Regions from separate parts of the Homo sapiens genome. Here region 1 is linked to region 2. The links are chromatin contacts, found by Hi-C or POLR2A ChIA-PET in ENCODE. All regions are on one chromosome and are shown on one strand. Each heading gives the region's core, a stretch centred on a gene start or an enhancer-like site at or near the end of the contact. The rest is flanking DNA. Distances are from core to core; before and after follow the strand shown. Region 1 holds the start of NDUFAF3 (NADH:ubiquinone oxidoreductase complex assembly factor 3). Region 2 holds the start of CCDC12 (coiled-coil domain containing 12).

Evidence for each region. A loop is a pair of places that touch in the nucleus more often than their neighbours do. ChIA-PET counts read pairs that join two places held with the same protein, here RNA polymerase II (POLR2A). Pooled maps may share reads with other maps.
Region 1: a loop to region 2 is called in a pooled map, with 7 times the contacts of the local background. The contact joins the promoter of NDUFAF3 here to the promoter of CCDC12 in region 2. A Hi-C loop is called at or near these places in 1 of 168 maps with a recorded cell type or tissue (CD8-positive, alpha-beta T cell) and 6 of 50 pooled maps. POLR2A ChIA-PET finds 5 or more read pairs at or near these places in 1 of 52 experiments (CD8-positive, alpha-beta memory T cell).

What each region holds. Positions count from the first base shown.
Region 1 is chr3:49,019,980-49,023,455 of GRCh38, reverse strand. NDUFAF3 (NADH:ubiquinone oxidoreductase complex assembly factor 3) reads right to left here and starts at 1,335. Exons shown (of 5, transcript NM_199069.2): 1 at 1,235-1,335; 2 at 918-1,110; 3 at 688-754; 4 at 480-580; 5 at 1-400. The coding sequence starts at 1,311. The coding sequence ends at 284. MIR425 (microRNA 425) reads left to right here and starts at 3,222; the gene lies at 3,222-3,308. It overlaps MIR191 (microRNA 191), which reads left to right and starts at 2,747; the gene lies at 2,747-2,838. It also overlaps a transcript of DALRD3 not described here. RefSeq lists silencers at 945-994, 1,055-1,174, 1,215-1,314, 1,535-1,724, 1,761-1,963 and an enhancer at 1,479-2,248.
Region 2 is chr3:46,975,484-46,979,235 of GRCh38, reverse strand. It overlaps CCDC12 (coiled-coil domain containing 12), which reads left to right and starts at 2,491. Exons shown (of 7, transcript NM_001277074.2): 1 at 2,491-2,599. The coding sequence starts at 2,504. RefSeq lists enhancers at 1,199-1,899, 2,469-2,778, 2,603-3,304, 3,305-3,752 and a silencer at 2,239-2,378.

The DNA.
Region 1 (3,476 bases), core at 86-2,585, 2.0 Mb before region 2:
GTGAGCAAGTAGGTCTACAACAGGCAAACATACTGCTTCCCGACTTCTGAAAAGTCAAGGAATCCTAAGTAATCTAGATGAAAAAGTGACTCCTTGGTTTCTTCACATTCCCCTCCAAGAGCCCAGTGAGCCATCAGCTCCTGGCCAGCAACACACCTGATACAAAATGGGAGAAGTGTATAAATTATTATGTTGATAAGCAAGATAAGTGCCAAAGGGTAGATAAGAGTGAAAGCATTGGGAAGCCTGGCAGAGTGCAGTCAGCAGGTCAGTTCCTGGCGGTTCATTGAGCAGCTTGGCCCAAAGATGTAAGTGAAGTCCCTCCTGGTGGAGGGATGAGAGCAGCTCCAGTTACTCGGCCTTCATGACACAGGAAGTTGAAGGTGGCACAGGCATTGGGCTGCAAAGAAAAGGCCAGCATCAGCCTGTCTAGCGCCAGGCCTGTGCTCCCCGCAGCATGCCCCAGTCCCGGGACTCACCGTGTCCTGCACTTCCACAGCAATGCCCCGCTGCCTCATGGCTTGAAGCACCTGGGACTGCAGCCTCTCGGTCCGGTCTCCAGTCCCCACCACCACGATCTCTAGGGAAGGGTGGGTGTGGCTAGTCTACAGTTCTGTTGAGAGGCTGCAGTGGGGGTCGCCTTCTGGGGCCCAGAACACCTCTGTTCTCCCTCCCCTTCCCCAGTACCTATCCGGGGCTCCAGCAACCAGAAGAGGGAAAAGCTGTCTTCGGTGATGTCCTGGTGGGATCCCACCTGTGCAGGGAGGAGGCACATTTAATACGACAAATCCACGCAGCCTCTCCCCATCTCCATCCACTGCAGGAGGAGACAGAGGAAAGCCAAGTTTGCAGGGACCAAGCAGGGTGAGGGCCTGTGACTCTGGGCCTCAGTTTCCACACTGCGGGCCAGGACTCACGTTCCACTGCACCACCGAGTGCGGGAGCAGAGCGCAGGGGCCGAGCACGCGGTTTCCGTTTATCATGAAGCCGCGGCTGTTGTAGCTGTCGATGTACATTGCCTGAGCGGCCTCGCGTTGCAGCAGAGAGATGCGCGTCCGCTGATACAGCTCGTCATCCGCCGGCGAGAGCCGATGCCCTCGCCGCGGGGCCCTGCGGAGGGAAAGGGTCAGGGGCGCGGGGCCGGGCCGGGCAGCCCGAGAGGCCGGAAGGTGCTGGGCTGGCAGTCGCCGGCCCTAGGGGGCTGGATGGTCGAGGGCGCGGGGTCCAAGCTCACCAGGGAAGCTCAACGGGCGGACAGCGCAGCGAGGGTCGCGCTCGGTACAAGCTACGTAGCGCGAGAGCGGTGGCCATGGCTGACCAACGCGCGGCGAAGTCGTCACCGGCGCCGTTAGTCCCCGGGTTGGGAGGGCCCTGCGGAGCCTGACCCAGCGTGGCTGCAGCGCCCCCTGCGTCCCGGAGGGCACCGCACAGCTCGACCGGCCCAGCAGGCGAGTGTCCTCAGTCTTAGGAGGCCGAGTTCCCCGACCTCCGGCGCAGCTCCAGTGTCAGCACCTGCCGCCCTCCCCGCCCCGGGCCCTTGCCCATAGTCCCGGGGGAGTGGAACACCTGGCAGCGTGGCCACCCTCAGGGCGTTGCCTGGGCCGCAGCCGCGGCCTGGCCCCCGGGCTCTCAGCTATTAAGCCGCGCTCCCGGGGCGGGGCGACCGCCCACCTGGTCGCGTCCCGAACACCTGGCCAGGCGGTGGGTGCCAGACTTCTAGCCCCTAATTCCAGCCTTTGGGGCTTCGGGCACCGTGGGCGGGGCAGCCGGCTCAAGTTTCTCCGGCTAGACGCGGAAGCACGCCCCGCCCTAACCGTCACCCGCGCGACCGTTGGCCTCTCCGCAGCGCGCGGAGAGGGGCGTGGCCGAGCGTGGATTGGCTTCTCGGGTTCTCTAGGGGGCGTGGCCAGGTGGTTTCTCCTTAAAATGGCTCCAAGTCTGCAGGCAGCCAGAGCAAGCGGAAGGGCAAGCTGTGATAGTGTTTGGGTGGCTGTTCGGCTGGCCCAGACCAGGCCGAACCGGACCAGACTTGAAGTAGAAGCGCGTGGAGCATCACCTTGTCCTCGTTCACTCTGCTCGCGTCCTGGGAGTCCCCCGTCCCCCGTCTTGATCCAAGTCAAGGGCCTACTGGCGCGAGAGTCGCTGGCCCCCGCGCGGGGTTTGGGCATCTCGGCACGCCGGCTCTGTCGTGGCCTCAGGGGAACATTGTCGCTTTCGCTACCCGCGGGGCCGGGCGAGCGGGAAGCTCGGCACAGTGGGAGCCTGGTGGTGGGTCTCCTGGGGCCGGTCGCAATGGGTTTCCGGGGGTCCCGCGGCTGCTCTGTGGACCCCTTCGGCCCCTGGTGCTCCGGGCGCTGGCAGCGTCACCGGACAAAGGCCACCGAGCGCGGGGGTGTCCCCGAGGTGGACGCGCGGGTTTACTTCCTCTCCGGCCCCACGGGCGCGCTTCCCTCCTGACGGATTCCGAAGCCCGCCCCACCACCGTCACCGCACCAGTGGCCCAGGCTTCGTGGGACCAACAGGGCTAATCCTGCCCCACGGATCTAATCCGGATCGGGACCCGGTCCCAGGGGAGGCCCCCACCTCCCCTTCTATTGTTCTGTGGCCCAGGTGAGCGTCTTGTTCCCTCTAGACTCCGTTTCACAACCTACTCCCGGGTCTTCCTCCTGGGACTGGGGATGGGCGGGTTCTGATGTGGCCCCAGGGCGAGTGACCTGGGGGCAGGAGCTCCCCCGCCCCCCGCCAACGGCTGGACAGCGGGCAACGGAATCCCAAAAGCAGCTGTTGTCTCCAGAGCATTCCAGCTGCGCTTGGATTTCGTCCCCTGCTCTCCTGCCTGAGCAGCGCCCTGGCCCAGATGGGGTGCCCCTGACCCCCAGACATACTTTACTGAGCTGCTTGGGTCTCAGTTCCTCTCAGTTGCGCCCTCAGGCTGGAGGTGATGGGTGTAGACGTGGGAGAGCCGAGGCTGGTGGCCATCTCTGGAACCCTGGGGAGGATTGGCGAGGGAGGGTGGACCCAGGACCTCTGGGTAGGGCTGCAATGGTAGTGACTCCCCCAGGGCTGCCTCAGCCCGCATCTCGCTAAAGATAGCCCTCTTACTTCCTGGGGAAAAACCACCCCAACCGTCTTCGTGGATGAGAGTATCTGAAGTCCTCAGTTTGACTGAGGGTTCCCAACCCTGCTAAGCAGTTGTCTCCAGGTCATGCACCTTCAGAATGGAAAGCGCTTTGGAATGACACGATCACTCCCGTTGAGTGGGCACCCGAGAAGCCATCGGGAATGTCGTGTCCGCCCAGTGCTCTTTCGGCGCCTCCCAGCAGGGCCTCAGCCCTGGCCCAGAAAGGGGCCTTGCCAAGCTTTTCCTGCCCCTGGGTTTCCCTGCTCTCCGGATTTCCCAACTCTCTCTACTGAGTTAGCTTCTCTATTAAAAGGAATGGGGGTGGGGTGGGGGGTGAGTAAGTTACAGTGAAATG
Region 2 (3,752 bases), core at 1,242-3,741:
TGTGATGGCGGGAAGTTAGAGAGTAGCAGGACTAGCCTGAAATACCTTCGGGGCCGCGGTGCCCTCCCAGATCCCAGAGAGGCTTAGACCGTTGCCACGGGTCCCCCTCCCTCCTCCAGGAAGCCTTCCCAAACGCTCCAGTGGAGGGGCTCCCCCCATTCCCCAACTCCAGGGCCCAGAACTTGCTTCACATATGTTGTTTCTTTAACCTCAACAGGTGGGTGCCTCATGGCTCTGTTTTTTGTTTGTTTTTGAGACAGAGTCTCACTCTGTCGCCCAGGCTGGAGTGCAGTGACTCGATCTCGGCTCACTGCAATCTCCGCCTCCTGGGTTCAAGTGATTCTCCTGCCTCAGCCTCCTGAGTAGCTGGGACTACAGGCGCGTGTCACCAGGCCCAGCTAATTTTTTGTATTTTTAGTAGAGACGGGGTTCCACCGTGTTAGCCAGGATGGTCTGGATTTCCTGACTTCATGATCCACCCGCCTCGACCTCCCAAAGTGCTGGGATTATAGGCATGAGCCACCGCACCCGGCCGGCTCTGTTTTACAGATGGAGAAACTGAGGCCCAAGTTGACCAAATGAGGACCACTTGGGCAGCAGGGGCAGGGACCCAGGCTTGACTGACTCTTTTTTGGGTCCCTGCCACCATCACCCCGTGCCCCCTTCCCCATCCCCTTACCTCACAGTCTGGACACGGGGAAAGGGGCACGGGGTGATGGTGGCAGGGACCCAACCCCTGGTGTTGGGCAGGGATCAGGCTCTTTGTTGGGGCTGGGGAGAAGTTTTCTGGGCCCAGAGGGGTGCTACTCGTTCCAGGAGTTGACCAGTCTGGAGACTCCTAGACCTTGGTTGGCCAAGACAACAGAGACCCTGTCCTGTTTTGTTCTCCCAGCTTCTTGGTTCACCTCTGGCCTTTTGTCCTGCTTCATCCATCATAGCTCTGAGCTGAGGTTTCCTGAGCACCTCCAAACTGCATGCCAGGCCTTGGCAGAGCAACCCATCCACTACAGGGAAGAAGGCTTAGACAGACCCAGGTTAGTGAGGACAAGAGGGTTAGTGAAGGGAGGGCTAGATCTGCAGTCTGTGGCCCATGGGCCTCTGAAGGGAGTTGGAAGGGGAAGAGTGGATGTCCACCTGTAGCCAGCTTGGGAAGGGAAGACTCAGGGAGGGAACAGCCTAAGAGGCTAGTTGTCCCCTGGCAGTGGAGGTGGAGAGGGGGCGGCATGGTCTCCTATTCCCAAGTGAGAGGGGGTGTGGCTTTGGGGACCCCCACATACTGAAAGAATATCTTGACTTCAGCCTAAGTGGTCTCGCGGTTATCAGGACACTCTAGTTCATGCAGGAAAGAAGACTCTGGCAGCTTCTGCTGGGTAGCCATGAATCTTGTGGCGACTTGCAGTCGAGGCCACCCCAAGTCTTTCTAAGCTGGGGATTGGGGGCAGTACTTGAGGCCCACTGGACCCAGGTTGGGGTTTGCTCTTCCCCGGGAAAGGTAACTTGACCCTGAGGACTTTGCTGCTCCAGGAGGGGATGGGAATGAGAGGGGATCATCTTTGAGTCCAGAGGGAAACAGCCATACAGTCAGGTCCCCCTCACTGTGCAGGCTTTGTCTGAGCTGAGAGTGGTCACAGAGGGGCTTAGGGGCGCTTGTCAGGTGAGTCCGGGGAGCCACTGACAGCTGCAGAGGTGTAAGTCATACCTTGTATTAGGGTGGGATCGAAGTGGAGGATCAGGGAAGGCTTTTTTTTTTTTTTTTTTTTTTTTGAGACGGAGTCTTGCTCTGCTGCCAGGCTGGAGTGCAGTGGCACGATCTCGGCTCACTGCAACCTCCGCCTCTCTGGTTCAAGCGATTCTCCTGCCTCAGCCTCCCGAGTAGCTGGGATTACAGGCACGCGCCACCACGCCCAGTTAATTTTTGTATTTTTAGTAGAGATGGAGTTTCACCATGTTGGCCAGGATGGTCTCCATCTCCTGACCTCGTGGTCCGCCCTCCTCGGCCTCCCAAAGTGCTGGGATTACAGGCGTGAGCCACCGCGCCCGGCCCAGGGAAGGTTTCTTGAAGGCATTCGAGCCTTGTCAGGTCAAGTGGACAAGGATGAGTCAGGGCATTCCAAGAGGCCAGCATGGAGTGATTAGTGTGGTTAGTACTTGGGCAAAACCGGAGCGATCGACGCACTCTTTTCTCCTTCTCTCAGGTCTGAATTCCACTTGCTGCTCTTTCACTGATCAGCGTTGGATAAATCGAGCCTTAGCTTTTTTTTTTTTCTTTTTTTTTTTTGCTGGCTCCCCACCCACTAGGCAAGTTGTCCGGAAGAATAAGGGCGGGGCGGGGCGGGGCGGGGCAAGGCGGGGAGGGCTCGCCCATAATAACCCCGCATTGATTGGCTTTCAGGACCTCCCAGTCTCTCATTCTCGTCCTTGGATTGGCCGCGAGACATTTATCCACTCTCCTTAGGCCTGCGCGATGCAAGACGGGAGAAAAGGAGGGGCGTACGCGGGCAAGATGGAGGCAACTACGGCTGGTGTGGGCCGGCTAGAGGAAGAGGCGTTGCGGCGAAAGGAACGGCTGAAGGCCCTACGGGAGAAAACCGGGCGCAAGGTGAGAAGTGTGGAGTGAGGGTCGCAGTTGAGGCGTCCAGCGTTCGGGGTCCGGGTCGCGCTTGAGGAGAGCAAAGGGCTAATAAGGAAAGACAGCTGCCGAGGGCGCGCATGCGCGGGCGCTAACGCATGCGCGAGAAGACGGCGCCCTCCCACGATGTCTGGGGCTGCTTGGCGTGGGACTCCTCTGGCGCTGGTGCGGTCGTCGCGCATGCGCGGGGGTGGGCAAGGCAGTGGTCAGCGACCCGCAGTCCATCTGACTCCTGCTTCCCGGGTGTTGCTCGTGTAGGTATCTAGGGCTGCCTGTAGGTTCAGATGCTTGTTGGGTTAGGCGTGATTTGTTCCGTTCCTCTATGGCCTAGCTGGTCTTTAACCCCCGCCTTCGATTCTGAGTCAGACAGACTCCCCAGTCCGGCAGCACTCCTTGGACAGGGCAGCAAGTGACAGCAGTGGGTATACAGCCGGAGTCGTTTCGTGCAAAAATCAAAAAGAGGCCGGGCACGGTGGCTCACGCCTGTAATCCCAGTGCTTTGGGAGGCCGAGGCAGGCGGATCACTTGAGGTTAGTAGTTCGAGACCAGGCTGGGTAACATGGTGAAACCCCGCCTCTACTAAAAATACAAAAATTAGCCGGGCGTGGTGGTGCGCGCCTGTAATCCCAGCTTCTCGGGAGGCTATGGCAGGAGAACCGCTTGAGCCTGGGAGGCAGAGGTTGTAGTGAGCCGAGATCTCGCCACTGTACTCCAGCCTGGGCAACAGAGCGAGACTCCGTCTCAAAAAAAAAAAAAAAAAAAAAATCGAAAATAAAAGATTTAGCCGGGCGCGGTGGCTCACGCGCCCAGTACTTTGGGAGGCCGAGGTGGGCGGATCACGAGGTTAGGAGATCGAGACCATCCTGGCTAACACGGTGAAACTCTGTCTCTACTAAAAATACAAAAAAATTAGCCGGGCGTGGTGGCGGGTGCCTGTGGTCCCAGCTACTTGGGAAGCTGAGGCAGGAGAATGGCGTCAACCCAGGAGGCGGAGCTTGCAGTGAGCCGAGATCCTGCCACTGCACTCCAGCCTGGGCGACAGAGCGAGACTCCGTCTCAAAAAAAAAAAAAAAAAAAAAAGAAAAGATTTATTTCTAACTAAGGGTGGGCCTTAGAAATTGGG